2 separate regions of the Homo sapiens genome follow, and region 2 is linked to region 1. Evidence: read pairs that join two places in POLR2A ChIA-PET (ENCODE). Cell type or tissue: HepG2. All regions are shown on one strand. Each heading gives the region's core, and the rest is flanking DNA. Links, peaks and the distances in the headings are about the cores only. Region 1 overlaps CACNB4 (calcium voltage-gated channel auxiliary subunit beta 4). Region 2 overlaps CACNB4 (calcium voltage-gated channel auxiliary subunit beta 4).

Region 1 (8,162 bases), core at 2,165-7,164:
GGCTAATAGAAATCAGGAGGCTAAAAGGAAAACCTGGCCTAAATGATGTATCTCCTAGATGTAGGTGGGGCAGGCAGTCATATTTGCTTAAGGAGCCTATGAGGCAGCCTGTAGAAAAGGGACAGGCGCCTCTAATCCCAGCTCCTTGGGAAGCTGAGGCACGAGAATTGCTTGAACCCAGGAGGTGGAGGTTGCAGTGAGCCAAGATTGTACCACTGCACTCCAGCCTGGGCGACAGAGTGAGACTGTGCCTCAAAAAAAAAAGGGGGGACCCTTTTGGCTGGGAATGGTGGCTCACGCCTGTAATCTCAGCACTTTGGGAGGCCAAGGTGGGCAGATCACTTGAGGCCAGGAGTTTGAGACCAGCCCGGCAACATGCTGAAACCCCGTCTCTACTAAAAATACAAAATGAGCTGGGTGTGGTGGCACACGCCTTTAATCCCAGCTACTTGGGAGGCTGAGGCAGAAGAATCGCTTTGTAAAGCATGATCATGCCACTGCACTCCAGCCTGGGCGACAGAGTGAGACAGTGTCTGAAAAAAAAAGAAAAGGGACCCTTTTTTTCTGGATTCCAGACAGGAAAATTTAATCCTCGGTGGTGTTTTTTTTTAAGAAACAGAGTCTTTCTCTCTTACTTAGGCTGGAGTGTAGTGATTCCAGCATAGCTCACTGCAGCCTCAAACTCCTGGGCTAAAGCAATTCTCCTACCTCAGCCTCCCAAGTAGCTGAGACTACAGGCACACACCACCATACTCAGCTAATTTTTAAATTTTTTGTAGAGATAGGGTCTTGCCATGTTATCCAGGCTGGTCTCAAACTCCTGGGCTCAAGCAATCCTCCTGCCTTGACCTCCCAAAGTGCTGGGATTACAGGCATGAGCCACTGTGCCTGGCCACTTTTTCAACTTTAAAAGTGGTCCCCGGCTGGGCACAGTGGCTCACGCCTGTAATCCCAGCACTTTGGGAGGCCGAGGTGGGCGGATCACAAGGTCAGGAGTTCGAGACCAGCCTGACCAACATGGTGAAACCCCGTCTCTACTGAAAATACAAAAATTAGCCCGGCGTGGTGGCACACACCTGTACTCCCAGCTACTCGGGAGGCTGAGGCAGGAGAATCGCTTGAACCTGGGAGGCAGAGGTTGCAGTGGGCCAAGATTGTGCTACTGCACTCCAGCCTGGGCGATAGAGCAAGACTCCGTCTCAAAAAAAAAAAAAAAAAAAGTGCTCCCCAACCTATGCCTCCGTGTTCAGAGAAGTAGTCTCTGGCACTATCCTGTTTTTCTGGTTCCTTACCTGGCCCCTCTTGTAATTTGTGTGCCTCATCTGGCCTATGAATTCTCACTGCTGTGTGTTTCATCCTTGCTTTGGCACTTTGCCCTGTGTACCTTCTCGTCCAGTTCCACTTTCATTGGCTACCATGAATATCATTTCTCCTGGGCCCCAGGCTCCTATTTCCTGTCCCTGAAAGTAGGTCTGGGCTTCTTGGGTCAAACAAAAATGGTATCTACAAATTACTTTGTCTCAAGGAGTGTTTCTAGATATAGTTAGTGATCAAAAATGTGCTTCCAAACAAGGAGGAAAGCTTGTGGGTAAAAGCCTTGATAGTAAAAAAGATGTTTAAAAAAAAAAAAAACAAAAAACGTGGCTTACTGTCTCTGACTCTGACCTTATTCAAGATGTTTTCTTGTCCCTTCTTCCCACACCTACCAAAAAAGACACCAGAGCTGAGAACCTTGTGAGATCCACTCAATTTCAGTCCTTTTCGTGGGTGTGAGGAAGACAATAATTACCAGATTTGGAAGCTGATGAAGGTGTCATTTTGACAGTCCTGAGAACTTAAATGTTCTGTTTGCATTGCTTGCAGAACTATTTGCAATTTAGGAAGCGGAATATTTCCAAAGCATCTTTAGTGACATGGCTTAACCTTGACTTTGGAGGAGTAAGAGTCAGTCAAAGGATGTGAAATACTCAGCTTACATTGGCTAAGTGCTCATAGCATCAAGTTTCTCTAGGGGTGACTGAATGGGTCCCAGTTGGAATGAGGTGAGAAATGGGACTAAGGATTGCTTCCTGATTGCAATGGTGGCTAGCTTGTAGCTTTCCCAGAAACTTAAATTTGCTCTGCTCCCCCGGGTGCTGGTTTGCATTCACATATCTCAGCAACTGTCATAATGACATGCAACAGCCACGCCATTTACAGAAAAAGCTAGAACTCTGTGTTGGTAAGTAAAAGCCCTCCAGCATAGGTATACACTTAGTTGTTCCTTCCAGTGGTTATCATACTTCTTTTCTTGCCATAGTTACATGCTAACAACGTCCCAAAGCTATAGTTGCTCTTGCATTTTGTTCTTAATTCTTGTAAGATAAACTAATAATACAGGGAGTAAATGTGCACTGTTTATTAATTAAAATCCCCGGGACACGGGATAAACTGAAGGAAATCGTGCTTTTTGAAAAGTAGGTGTAGCTTGCCATGCTGCATTGTCTTATACCCACACATAACTCTGGCTGGCACTTTTTGGGTGCCAGGCTGCATGCATCTCCCTGACCCACTGTAGACTTCAGCTGCAGCTGTGGTGGACAGTGCTTATGCATCCAGCCTGTTTGCCTTCTCTCTTCTGCCTCACGGTTCTCCCTTGAAGGAGTTTACTCCATCCAGGCCTGTCTCCAAATAGAGGAAACTTAATGCCCTCTCCACCAATGGTGAAGGGGGGTCGAGGATTAAGTACTCTAGCTCATTGTCCTTCAGGGGGGCCATTCTGGAGAGCATTTTACTCTCGCTTAGAAGTTCTCAGTGGGACTGAGTCCCAGTTACCTCTCTGCAATCGGAAATCAGTTATGTATTCTTCATTGACTTTTCCTCCTTCCTGGATTCGCTCTTTTGTTTCCCTCATTCCTGCTTCCTAAGATCCCCTCCGAAAGTCGTTATCTTAGGTTCTGCTTTGAGGGAGGCCAAATTAAGACAATCGCCATTACAGAATGATAAACAAATCACTAGAAGCATCTCTTTTAGCATCTCCTTTTGACTCCCTATAGAGAAAGATAGTTTTTCACGATTTTTTTAAAAAATGGAAGCCAGAAAAATAGACAGATGAAGAAAAAGATTGTTTGTTTCTTATTGTCATGTTAAGAAAAAGAAGACATTCAGAAGCCCTGCATTCCTATGGTTATGCTTTAGAAAGCAAGAAGCACATTCTTCACACCCCATTTTTCAGTTTTTGGCATGTCATTTAGCCCATTTTCAGAATTCGTCACCTAATGGCTACTCCCAGTTCAAAACCACATGTGGAAAATTATAACAAGAGACAATGAAAAGTCATCTGGCTCAGTGCTCCATCTTCAGGTGAGAGGAGGACTCAGGTTAGAGAAAAACATGTAAAGAGATTTCACAGTGAGCTTAGCAGAACTGTGCAGACCAGCTTCTGGGAAAACTGGTTCTTCAGGATGGGTTCCAGAATTTGGATTTTGGATTAAATGTTATTGATTAATAAGAACTAAATTGGATCTCCAAAATGGAACTACTGTACTCAGAGTCCTAAGACTAGTCTGGAGCCGAACTCTGAGTTAGAAGGTGATGAGCTGCTCACCTCCAGTGTTCAGAGTCCAAGCCTTCTCTCTAAAGAGAGTTCATCACTGCTAGCTTGATGGGAGCATGCTAGAGAGAATCTGAGCTTCATCAGGAGCAGGCTCCTCTGAGATATTTTCAAATGTAACCAAAGGTCTAAGATAAATAGGACTTAGACATGCAATTTTTGTTGAAAGAAATTTAGTATAATTTGTATTCCATATGTAACACACTGCAAATTTGTTCCTGCTGGATAATGCCATTTTATATAGCCACACAATTCACCATCTCCCAATCAGAAGACAACATTTTAAAATGACCTTTCAAACAGATATTAGCAAGGTTTTGAATGGGCTTATCTGTCATCTTATTAAACTAATTTTTGAATATTCTCTCATTCCTTGGGAGAGTCTCTGCCTACAGACATCTCTTTCTTTCTAAGGTAATCAACTGACTGCTTCCTTGTCCTGTTTGCTCACTCAGTTGAAATTGTGACTTCTGGTCAGAGTTGTGCCCATGGTGTATTAGATAGAATCAGAAGGTAAAAGGGATCAGAATGTGTTCACTGATCATGAGATTAATCCCAGAATTTGCAGAACTCTTTGTTAAAAGATTGGGGGGCACTTTCTATGTCACAGGCACTATGGTAATTGTTAAGGAAGCAACAGTGCACAAGACCCGGTCCCTGTTCCTCCTGGAGCTCACATTGTTGCCTGAGTGAGGAGGGCGAACCGTGGGAAATGCTGTGATGTGGTGGCACCTGAGAGACCCCACAGCAGGGATGTGTAATCTCTAACTGGAGAGGGTTGTGCTTTTGGTAGGGAAGTGAGGAGATGTCTGGGCTGACTTTTGAATAACCAGTAGGAGGAAGTTATGCACAGGGAATTAGGTGGTGAGATAGTTTTTGAGGAGCAAGGTTCAATGTGCTCAGAAGCCTAGGACAAGAAGTGCAAGAATTTGATACAATGAGATATGGCTGGAGCATGTGTGAGGAAATTATGGCAAGAGATGAGGCTGGGCACACCAGAAGTGGCTTGTAATTTTTTCCTGAAAGAATTCAAATTTTATCTTAAAGAAAGGGAGGTGTCATGGATGTTGTGTCAACAGAGTCATCTGATTGGACTTGTAGAATATTTTGGTATTCAAATGGAAAGATATATGGGACTTGAGGGGTGGGCACAGTTGGATGCAGAAGACTGGTAAGGAGGCTGTCACAGGGAACAAATTGGGAGAGCCTCAACTGTAGAGACTGAAAAAAGAGGAGAGGTTCAAAAGTTGTTAGGGGGAATACCAACAGAACATAAAGTCAGTGGAGAGGGGGAAGGGAAGCATCAAGGATGATTCCTAGATTTCCAAATTGGACAACTGGGTGGGTAGTCACTCTGTTTTAGAATATAAGGACTTGATTTTCGAAGGAGATGGAGGTGAGTTCACTATTGCACATGTTGAGTCTAATATATGTGGACCATGGGACATCTGAGGAGAGGTATCTGGTAGGCAGTTGAATATGTGGTTGTTGAACTTCAGACCTGTATTTGAACTGGATGTGTTTATTTATGAATCATCAGAAGATGGAACGTAGTTGAAGCTAAGGGAGAGGAGGTGAAACTGTGAAATTTGAGAGGTGGCCAGAGGGTGAAGAACCCATGAAGGAAATCAAGAAAGAATGGCCAGAGAAGTAGAAGAGAAACCATGGAGAGCCATACCATAGAAACCAAGGAGCAGGAGAGTTTCCAACGGGAGAAAGGTCAATAGTGTCAGAGGTCACATAAGACGAGGTTCTATTAGAAATTGCAACAAAGAGGTCACTGGCAACCTTGGCAAATACAGTTTGAGTCAGAGATAGAGATAAAGGCCAGATTATTGAAACATGAATAATGGAGAAGAAATGAAGACAGAGTGTAGAAGCACTCTTTGGATGTTGGCTATGAAGGACAGATAGAAGTAAGTTGATAGCTGGAAGAGGCAAGGCCAGGGAAGTGTTGTTATTCTTTGAAGTGTTTGTGTGTTAAGGCTAACAGCTCAAAGAGAGGTGTGGGTTGAAGTTATAGTCAAGAGAGCATATGGAACCAGATTCGTACTGAGGCCAGAGAAATTGGGATTCCAAACACAGGTGAGAAGATCAATCTTAGAAGAAGAAGGGATACTTTCTTCCACTGAAATGGAATGAAAAGAGGTATTTGTGGGGTGGAACAGGATATTGAGGAATTGTCAGTTGCTCTATTCACCTCTGCTAATGGTAAAAGAAGAGAGATGAGGTAAGAGTCTTGAGGCGATTGGTGAAGACTTTTGTGGATTGAGGGAAAAAACTCATAATAGATATGGAAGGGGTGCTGGGCAATTGCTATCAACTACATGTTTATGCCTCCCTCTCCCCAGTTCATAGGTTGAAATCTTAATGCCCAAAGTGATGGTAGTGGGAGGTGGGGCCTTTGGGAGGTGATTGGGCCAGGAGGGTGGAGCCCCCATGATGGGATTAGTGTCCTTATAGAAGAAGAGGAGAAACCAGAGCCTCCTCTCTCTACCACTCAAGGATATGGCAGGGAGGTGGCCTTCTGCAAACCAGGAACTGGGACCTCCCCAGACCCCGACTCTACTACCTTGGTCTTGGACTTCTCAGCCTCCAAAATTCAGAGAAATAAATCTTTGTTGTTTAAGCCACTCAGTGCTTGATTTTTTTTATAGCAGCTCCAGCTAACTAAAACAGCAGTATTGAGAGACTAGTAGAGGCCCAAGGTTATGAGGCTGCACTGCATGATTTTATTATATATATTTATTATTTGATTACCCACTCTCATGTAGGGTGGGGAAGGTTTTTAGAATCCGCCAGGATGTGGGTGAAGTAAGCACAGGAAAGGCAGATGTATGAGGTAAAATTGGAGGCATTTAGGGCCTAGAGAGCTCAGTGGGTCCAGAATGTAAGTGAATATGAACAACTGAGAGAGAAATTTAGAGGGATTAGTAGTGGAAGTCACGTCCTTGGGTAGGGAGACTGGTTTGTCTAAGCCTTTGCCGCAACCGTTGTCCACTTTGACTTTTCTTTAGAAAAAAAAATACAGTAGCAGTAATTTACAGCTAATCACTTGTAACAACTTCCCATTAGAATTTTAATTTACTTTGATTTCTAGATCATTTTAACAATGTGTTTTCATCTTAAGCTTCAGATCTTAAAAAAAGTATTTCAGTTGGCGATAAATTACTTGGTAAGAAAATGGGAGTGTAAAAATTATTTAATGGAATCATTTTCAAAAGGAAAGTTACAGTTTCTAATGAATATATGTAGAGATTTTTCAGGCAAATTCATGCAGATGCATAAATCCTCAAGAATGAACACCAGAAAATGATACATGGTGACGGAGATATTGTCATTGGAAATGGAAATATACAAAGGGAAGACATTTAAATTGGTGGGTCGCATCGAAACTGTGATTCATTCTCCCTGTGCCTAGGTACTAAGTTATCTGAGTTAGCAGCATGTGTAATGACTCCAAATTTAGAAAAATAAAATAAAATGAAGAGGAGGGAAAGTGCTGGCATGGCGATTTACAGTGACACACAGCTAATGCTGAGATGTGAATGTGTGACCTTGTGATTACACTTTTGGCTATATGTGCTGTTTTGCTAATTCCAGTCACCAAGTTTGGTACACTTGTTAATGCTTTTTTCTTTGACTTAATTCAAAACATCAACAAAGTGCCTTTCTTTTGGATCCATCATCCCGATTTATTATGCTCAGGAATGTCCAGGCTTTTCTGTCCTGAGGCTTTTTTGAGGATGATGTCTGCGGTAGAGACCATCCAAAGGCAGGCAAAATAGCCCATGGAGAGAGAGAAACAGAATGGAACAGAGTGTTCTCTGAACTCAACCAAGCCCAGAGATTGTAGTGCTGCCCCCCACTGAGCTACGGGAGTATACTGTAAAGAATATCATTGCCATATTAAGACTTACGTTTTGAAGTTCAGGTAGCCTATCCATCATTGTCAATTAATTTGTACCAAGAGCTCAAGGTGGTTGGTGTAGTAGTGCTCATATGTTGCGGAGGTTGTCTGCAGAGCAAATAGAATAATTCATTTGGATTCATACTTTACCTAATTTTGAAAATCCATCCCTTACTTTTCATGTTGGAAAATTGGAATGAATTTCCCACTAATGGATTTGTTGAGGAATTCAGTTTCCTCTTTGCATTTGACCCAACAGCGCACTGGTTGTCAGCACTTGGTGTTCCTCCATCTCTTCCTTCCAGAAGGGTCTCTGTATGGTGGTAGGAGATGACCACTTTGAGCACCTGAGAGGGAAAAAAACAATCTCTGAAGCAACTCCTGCTGAACTTCTTATACCGGTGATTTGTAACAATTCAATGTGTGACTCCCCCCAACCCCAGTAAGAGATTAGTCTGGAGGTGGCACTCAGTCCAAGCAATGCTAGGAGAATCAGACTGGGCCAGGCTGCTCTTATGCTAGCATATCCCCGTCAGATGGCATTGTACCAAAGTCTGATATGAAGGGAACTTTTCTCTCTAATACCAGGCCTTTGTTTTTCTCTATATATTTTTTCTTCATTAGAATGTTAACTAACCTAGCTCTGAAAGTAAATCAAGG
Region 2 (8,162 bases), core at 1,076-6,075, 66 kb after region 1:
CGTGATCATTGATCTCAAGTGAGTTTTCAGTGCTGTTCACCAGTTGTGTTACCCCTCACCAGTCCATTCACTGTGCTACTTTTCTAGACAACCAATTTGTTCATACCTTCTGCTCTTTCCCCAAACTCCAGCACCTCTTCCCCCATCCTCAGTCTCAGCTGATGACCTTGCTTCTTATTTTAATGAGAAGATGGGAGCAATCAGAATAGAGCCCACATAGGGTCTTTCCACCACATCTTCCCAGCGAGTGGCTCTGCCCATATTCTCTGCCTTCTCTCCTATAACTGCACGAGTGGCCCACATACCTATCTTAGCCCAGCCTCTCCCCTTGTGTGTTAGATTCATCTCCTTGTGCCTGCTCAAGAGCATTGCTTTAGCAGTTTTCCCTACTCCTGCATCACCAATTTCCCCTCTCTCTACTGAATCATTCTTATCTGCAATACAAATATTCTCTTATTTCTCCCATGTTAGAAAATCCTCTGTGGATGTTTCTTTCTCCTTCTCCTATCCATTTCTGCCTTACATTTTCAGAAACATTTCCAAAAAAATTCCTAACTTTTTTGTGCCATAAAGACCTTTAATGGTCTGGTGAAGCCGTGGACTCCTTCTCAGAATAATGTTTTAAAGTGCTTAAAGTGAAACATAAGGCTAAAAAAGAAACACAGGATATTAATATACTGATCAAAATAACTTTCCACTGTTGTGATACGGTAGCATGTTACAAATGAAGAAACTGAGGCTTAGAGAGTTAGACACCCAAAGGCAAAGTTAGTAAGTAGCAGTCAAGGATTTAAATCAAGGTTTCTGATTCCAAAACCTGTCACTCTTCAGTATAAGAAGTTTCCTTCCATCGGAGCACTTGTAGAGCAGAAGAGCACAGTCACATGAGACCTAGTGATGGGTACAGTAATTACTGTAAATTTGAAATAGTAATGAGCATGATGTTTTGAGATATATGTAACAACTATAATGTAATATGAAAATATCCACAATTTCTATAGGCTATGAAGTAACAGATGCTGCTATTATATTATTAGTTGAAGAAAATGCTGCATTAGGGAGGAGTCAAAATACAGATGTAATTTTTTTTCCATCAAAATCCCTGAGCTCTCTGAATTCTATCCATAGATTCTTTGGGGACCCTCATTTTAGAGACTCTGCTTTTTATAGCAAAATTCCATTTCAGAGTTTTTCTATTCCCTGCCTTCTACTTCTCTTCACCCTTTATTGAGTCTGCTCTGATCAGGCTTTTGCCCCCATAATCTAGTGAAACTGTTCTTGTCAGGGTTGCCAATGACTTCCATATTGCTGTGGCCCATGATTTGCTTGCCTTATGAGCAGTATTTGAGAAAACTGATCATTCTTCTTTACTTTTCTTCACTTGTCTTCAAGGATACACACTCTCTTGGTTTTCCTCTGGCTTTTTTGGCAACTAGTTCTCAGATACCTATACTGATTCCTCATCTTCTGACTGCTAGATTTTGGAGACCCAGCACTCAGTCCTTCAATGTCTTCTCTTTCTGCCTATATACATTCTTTCATTTATCTCATCCATCCTTGAGGCTTTAAAATATTCAATGTATTCTAACATTCCTCCCAAAATTATAACTTTGGTCCTAACCTATCTCCTGAATTCCAACTGCCTACTCAATACCTCCATTTGGTTGTTTAATAGGCAAACAAATTAATCATGTCCAGATCTGGGTTCACCTGCTTTTCCTGTGGTCTTTCACATCCCAGCAAGTGGTATGTCGATTCTTCTAGTTGCTTGGGTCAAACACCTTGGATTCAGGTTTAACTCTCCTTCTCACATCCTGCATCCAATCCATCAGCAAGTCCTGTCAGTTCTGTCTTCACAGTATATTCTGAATGTTACCCTTCTCCACCACCTTGCTGTTGCCCCCTACACCAGCCTCTAAGGCCCTTTCCCTGGAATTTCACCCTAGCCTCCCCACCCTCCCCACCCCCTCCCTGCTCCTCTTTTCTATCCCTATATTTGGATGTTTGCAAATCCTACAAACAACCTATCCACCCTACTCCTTTGAATTCAGAAGAAATATGCACAGTTGCCAAACAAAATTGAAAATTCTTCCAGGTACCAGGGATTGCTAATGTACATGATTCCAAAATGATAGATGTTTTCCTATAAGTGACTTATGGAATTCATTCAGCAGCAAAAACATTAACTTGATAGGATTTTAAATGCAGCTCTGTAGGTTTGGTACCCATAGAAAGACAGTTTCAAAAGCATGGTACTTCAACTTTAGGACCTTACTTTTAAAGGACGTTCAGAAATTGTTTCACATGTACAAATGAAATTGGGACGTACATCCTCCAAATATAAAGGAATTATTTCTGATATGTGACTACCAAATAATACAAAATGTGTTAGCTAATAGCTGTATTCTTCTACTGCTCATTCTCTGTTATAAAATCAGAAAATAATAGAAATGCTTCAAGTAGCTTAGAGTGCAGGTAACTTTCCTTAACAATTAATTAAGTCATTTGTTCACTAACCACTGTTTAATGGCTTTTATGTGCCAGGTACTCCACTGGGTGCTGGGGATACAAAGAAGAATAAAATCCAATGGATATTCTTAAAGAGATCACAGATAAGTGGGAGAGGCAGAGGAATAAACAGCTGAGTACAATACAAATATGATCCATATCATAATAGAGGTGATAAAAATGGAATTATCAGCTCTGTTTAAATAGGTCAGAAAGTTTCATCCGGAAGCATTGCGTGGGATTCCTTGAAAAAAACGATAGAATCATTGTCACAATGTGTAAAGGGTACCTATCCTTACCACACCTCAACCGTGTTACAAAAAGGAGTTGGCTTGGAATTCTAAGGATGAAAAACAGATATCATATGTGTTATAAACACCCTGTGTTGAAAAAATGCCAGTCTGGCATTCCAGAAAGTGGAATCTGTTCTGAAACTTCCTAAAACTTTCTAAGGTAAATATATTCCAGAACTTCTCTTATTCATCCAGGGATTGAGAATGCTTCTTAGGGATTCCTAATATAAGTAATTCACCTTCATCATATTACAACTTTTCTCTGTGGTGGTGTAATATATACATATTATATGATGTAATTATATATATATACTATAGCAGCCATGATGGCACACACCTGTAGTCCCAGCTACTCAGTATGCAGAGGTAAGAAGATCCCTCCATATATTATTATATGTATATAATACAAATTATATTATATAGTGGCAATATAAATTATATTGTATAGTAGTAATAGCTGCAATGTAAGAGATTTCAGAATCAATTTTCTATAATCTACTTTAAGAGATTTCAGAATACACTTTGGGAGGGCGAGGCGGGCAGATCACGAGGTCAGGAGATCAAGACCATCCTGGCTAACACGGTGAAACCCCATCTCTACTAAAAATACAAATAATTAGCCGGGAGTGGTAGTGGGCGCCTGTAGTCCCAGCTACTCGGGAGGTTGAGGCAGGAGAATGGCATGAACCCGGGAGGTGGAGCTAGCAGTGAGCCGAGATTGCGCCACTGCACTCCAGCCTGGGCGACAGAGCGAGACTCTGTCTCAAAAAAAAAAAAAAAAAAAAAAAGATTTCAGAATAGATTACACGCACGTATGTATGTATGCATGTATAAATGCATGTATCTATGTAGGTATATAATGTATCATAGAGTCACATTAAAAAACCAGTCCCTCTGAATGGAGATGAGATGGAAACTCATGGAGAATTACTAGAAATTACCGAATTATACTGCCTGAGTATGTGAAAGTATTACCTTGCTTTAATTTTACTTTACTTAGTGTTGGGTCCATGAAATCAGGAAACAATTTCCCAGTCTTCCACATTTTAGTCGTGAGGAAACAGATCAATTTTTAGAGGTGAGGAACTTTCCTAGGGTTACCCAGCCAATCTGCAAGAGGGTTAGGAATAGAATCCAAGTTTCCTTAGTCTTATGGTTCTTCTTGCATTTTGTAAATGAGCTTTTATTGGCTGATGCTTAGCAAAAACGTTTCCCATTAGAATTCTGTAGGCCAGTCTGAAATTATCTGGCCAAGACTGATATTTTGTACTTGAAGAATGGAATGTCAGCTAGATGCCATCCGGGCCTCCACCCAGGCTTCCTCCAGCTCCCTGCACCTAGTTTCTATAACAGCAAGTCATGTGCTCAGCAAGGGGCTACACGGGGTCATGGGCCTGCTGCCAAGACTGGGGAGCAAAGCATGGAAGTTCAAGTCTAGACAGCAATGTGTTGAAAGCCAAGCTAGCAGGTGAGAGATCCAGCACATAAATAAAGACCAAGATGGGATGGCAGAGTCTTTAAGGACACCCTGCCCTATGCAACTGAGAGGGCAAATGAGGTGAGGTCTAAAAGCAAAGTAGTGGAGTCCTCTGGAGTTTAGGTGTTGGACCCAGTTTCAGAATAGAAGCAATAGCTAGGAGGAGGAGCCACCACATAGTCTGGAGGCTAACTCTGACTTGCAGTTGCTTTTGTTTGGTTGAGCATAGTTGTTATTATTTCTTAAAATAATGCTTACCTGAAATACTTTCATGTGCTCTCCATTTCACCATGGTTCCACCTGTTGCCTCACACCCATTCAGACAAGTCCGCAATGAGCCCAGCCTTGCTGTTTCTTCAGAGTTCTGGGTATTGCACAACTGGGCAGGGAGTGAGCACAGTTCCTTAAGACAAGCTGGCAATCCTCATAGACTCACAAATATGAATGTAGAGAGATTCCAACTTGAGGTTCTTTTGCAGTAGGCAAAATCAACAAACGCTCAGTATTGACTACATTTGATCTTTTAGGAATCAACTCAATGTTTTATGAAACTGACTTGCAAAATTCAAAAGGTCTAAAAAATATTAGAATGAAAACAGGATTTGTGAGTTTTACCAGCTGCTGGAGTCCACAAACTGCAACTGTCTTGGTAAATATCTTTTGGAAAGTTCTGATTGTCAGAAAACTTCAGACTATACATGCCAAAGATCTGATACTGGAAATGTCATGAATCATATAAGCCCCTGCCTCACACAGGGCAAATTTCATCTAAACTCCTCATGCTGGGCAGAACAATGGCTGCCCAAAGATGTCCACATACTAATCCCTGGAATCTGTGAATATGTTGGGTTTCATGAGAAATGGGAGTTAAAGTTGCTTATTAACTGGGTATCATAGTTCACGCTTTTAATCCCAGCACTTTGGGAGGTGGAGCCAGCAGGATTGCTTGAGGCCAGGAGTTCAAGACCAGCCTGGGCAACACAGCAAGACTCCATCCCTACAAAAAATTATAAAATTAGCCAGCCAAGGCAGCACACGCCTATAGTCCCAGTTACTTAGGATGCAGAGGTGAGAAGATCCCTTGAGCCCAGGAGGATGAGGCTGCAATGAGCTATGATCATGTCATTGACTCTAACCTAGGCAATAGAGGGAGACCCCCATCTCAAAAATAAAATAAATAAAAAGGTAAATTTACTTATCAGTTGACCTTGAGATGGGGAGATTGTACAGGATTATCCCAGTGAGTCTTATGTAATCACTTGGGTTCTTGTGAGTGGAAGAGGGAGGCAGAAGAGAGAGAACAAGAGAGATGGCATTGTGAGGATGACTCAGTCTGACATTACTTTTTTGAATATTGTATTAGTCCATTCTCACACTGCTATAAAGAACTACCTGAGACTGGGTAGTTTATGAAGAAAAGAGGTTTGACTCACAGTTCTGAAGGCTGTACAGGAAGCATGGCTGGGAGGCCTCAGGAAACTTAGAATCATGGCGGAAGGCGAAGGGGAAGGGGAGGCAGGCACATCTTAACCGTGGTGGAGCAGGAGAGAGAGAGAAAAGGGCGAAGTGCCACACACTTTTAAATAACCAGATCTCGTGAGAACTCACTATCACAAGAACAGCAAGGGAAAAATCAGCCCCATAATCCAATCGCCCTCCACCAGAACCCTCCCCCAACACTGGGAATAACAATTCAACATGAAATTTGGGTAGGGAAACAGAGCCAAACCATATCAAATATGGAGGAAGGGGCCTATGAGCCAAGGGAGGTGGCTGGCTTTAGAAGCTGGAAAAGGCCAGGAAACAGATCCTCCCTTAGAGCCTCCAGAAGGAACACAGTCCTGCTGACACCTTGATTTTAGGCCAGTGAGATACATTTTGGACTTCTGACATCCAGAACTACAAAATATTAAACTTGTGTTGGCTTAAGCCATTAAGTTTGTGGTCATTCTTACAGCAGCAATAGGTAAGTAATAAACTCTTAGATGAAGAAAGGTCAGTGAGGCATGACTAGATTAGTGTGGCTCATCTGCTGTCGTTCATGTTGTTTTAAACCAAGATTCACCATTTGATATTCATTATTTGGCATTTGCAGCTGTCATCATTTTTTAGATGATGAAACTATGCCTTGTTTTCATGGGATAATGTTTGTGAAGCTCTCAAATTCCTAAACCAATCAAGTAAGGTGTTTTTTTTTAACTTATTTATTTATTTATTTATTTATTTATTTATTTATTTATTTATTTTTGAGACGGAGTCTTGCTCTGTTGCTCAGGCTGGAGTGCAGTGGCACGATCTTGGCTCACTGCAGGCTCCACCTCCCGGGTTCACGCCATTCTCCTGCGTCTCCCAAGTAGCTGGGACTACAGGTGCCCACCACCATGCCCAGCTAATTTCTTTTTGTATTTTTAGTAGAGACGGGGTTTCACTGTGTTAGCCAGGATGGTCTTGATCTCCTGACCTCGTGATCCGTCCGCCTTGGCCTCCCAAAGTGCTAGGATTACAGGCGTGAGTCACCGTGCCTGGCCTCAAGTAAGTTTTAAGATGGCAAAAGCTAAGGATTCTAAGGCAGCTCTCAAAATCCTGAAGATACATTATGACCTTGCCACTTAACACTGTCTTACTTGTCAATTATGATCCTGATCACAAAATATGGTTGCATGTTTAGATGGAAATTCTTCTTTGGTAAAGAGGGAACCAAATTACAAAGTACAATAGACTGATACATGCTGAGGTTACTACAAAGACTCTAGACTGGGCCTGGCATAGTGCTCATGCCTGTAACCCCAGCACTTTGGGAGGACAAGGTGGGAGGATTGCTTGAGGCCAGGACTAGCCAGGGAAACATAGCAAGAGCCTGTCTCTACAAATAAATAAATAAATGAGATACAAAAATTAACCAGGTGTGGTGGCACGTGCCTGTAGTCCCAGCTACTCAAGAGGCTGAGGCGGAAGGATCACTTGAGCCCAAGAGGTCGAGGCTGCAGTGAGCCAACATTGTGCCACTGTACCTCCGTTGTGGACAACAGAGCAAGAACCTGTCTCAAAAAAAAAAAAAAAAAAAAAGAAGAAGAAGAAGAAGAAAAGACTCTAGACTGGTAAAGTAAAAAATAAACATAAAATGAAATCATTTTACTATTGTTCTATTCCTATTACAATAGAAATAGAAATTGTTCTATTCCTATTACAATAGAAATAGAAATTGTTCTATTCCTATTACAATAGAAATAGAAATTGTTCTATTTCTATTTACAAAGGAAAAACACATTCTGACACCTAATAATTTCTAAATTGGTGTGACACTTATTAGGTTGCCATAATAGGATTAACAAACATATAGGAGGAGCTAATTGCAAGGCATTTAACTTGGAAATCACAACCATTGCCAAATGGCTTTATAGTTGGCTTTTGTGGTTGTCATGGACAGGAAGAAAAATGAGCTATTTAGGAAGTGAGTCTCGTCTGAACTTTCCAAGATATATTCTAGTTTTTGTGTGAGGAAATAATTCAGGTTTTGTTGTTGTTGTTGTTGTTTGTTTGTTTGTTTTCCAAACTTGCACTTAAGTCATACCTCTTTTAAGGTGGATCCAGTCTTAATGATTTCTTTTGGCATGGCTAGATCCTGGTTATTAAAAGTGTACATGGAGGAATGATGTACAAATTAAGGGGGGCGTCAAGGTAGGAGGGAGGCAAAAAAGGAGAGGTAAACAGGGCTGGGAGTATGGCGAGGCAGTGAGGAGCCTAAGTAGACATTTGAGGAGGCGCTCTCTCTCTGGACTATCACAAGCCATCCCTGTACTTGCAGGACCCTGAGGGGGAGTGCCCCCTTAAGAGTGAGGTAGGAGTGCCCTGTTACATTTTGCATCTTAGACCTCTCTTGCCTC

What was found. ChIA-PET counts read pairs that join two places held together with the same protein. Peaks named below come from ENCODE experiments on the same cell type or tissue, not always from the same donor. Only the 100,000 strongest peaks of a DNase experiment are listed, where the experiment ranks them.
Region 2: POLR2A ChIA-PET joins it to region 1 with 8 read pairs; 2 of 35 experiments call an interaction of 5 or more read pairs at or near these places.

What each region holds. Positions count from the first base shown.
Region 1 is chr2:151,986,622-151,994,783 of GRCh38, reverse strand. The region is part of intron 2 of CACNB4 (calcium voltage-gated channel auxiliary subunit beta 4); the gene reads left to right. Among named protein-coding and RNA genes, the nearest start is that of CACNB4, 110 kb to the left of the region's middle. In HepG2, for the core only: a CTCF peak has its summit at 3,335; DNase peaks (open chromatin) are centred at 5,083 and 5,359.
Region 2 is chr2:151,919,501-151,927,662 of GRCh38, reverse strand. The region is part of intron 2 of CACNB4 (calcium voltage-gated channel auxiliary subunit beta 4); the gene reads left to right. Among named protein-coding and RNA genes, the nearest start is that of ARL5A, 95 kb to the right of the region's middle. In HepG2, for the core only: no CTCF peak of the experiment used is centred there; a DNase peak (open chromatin) is centred at 4,182.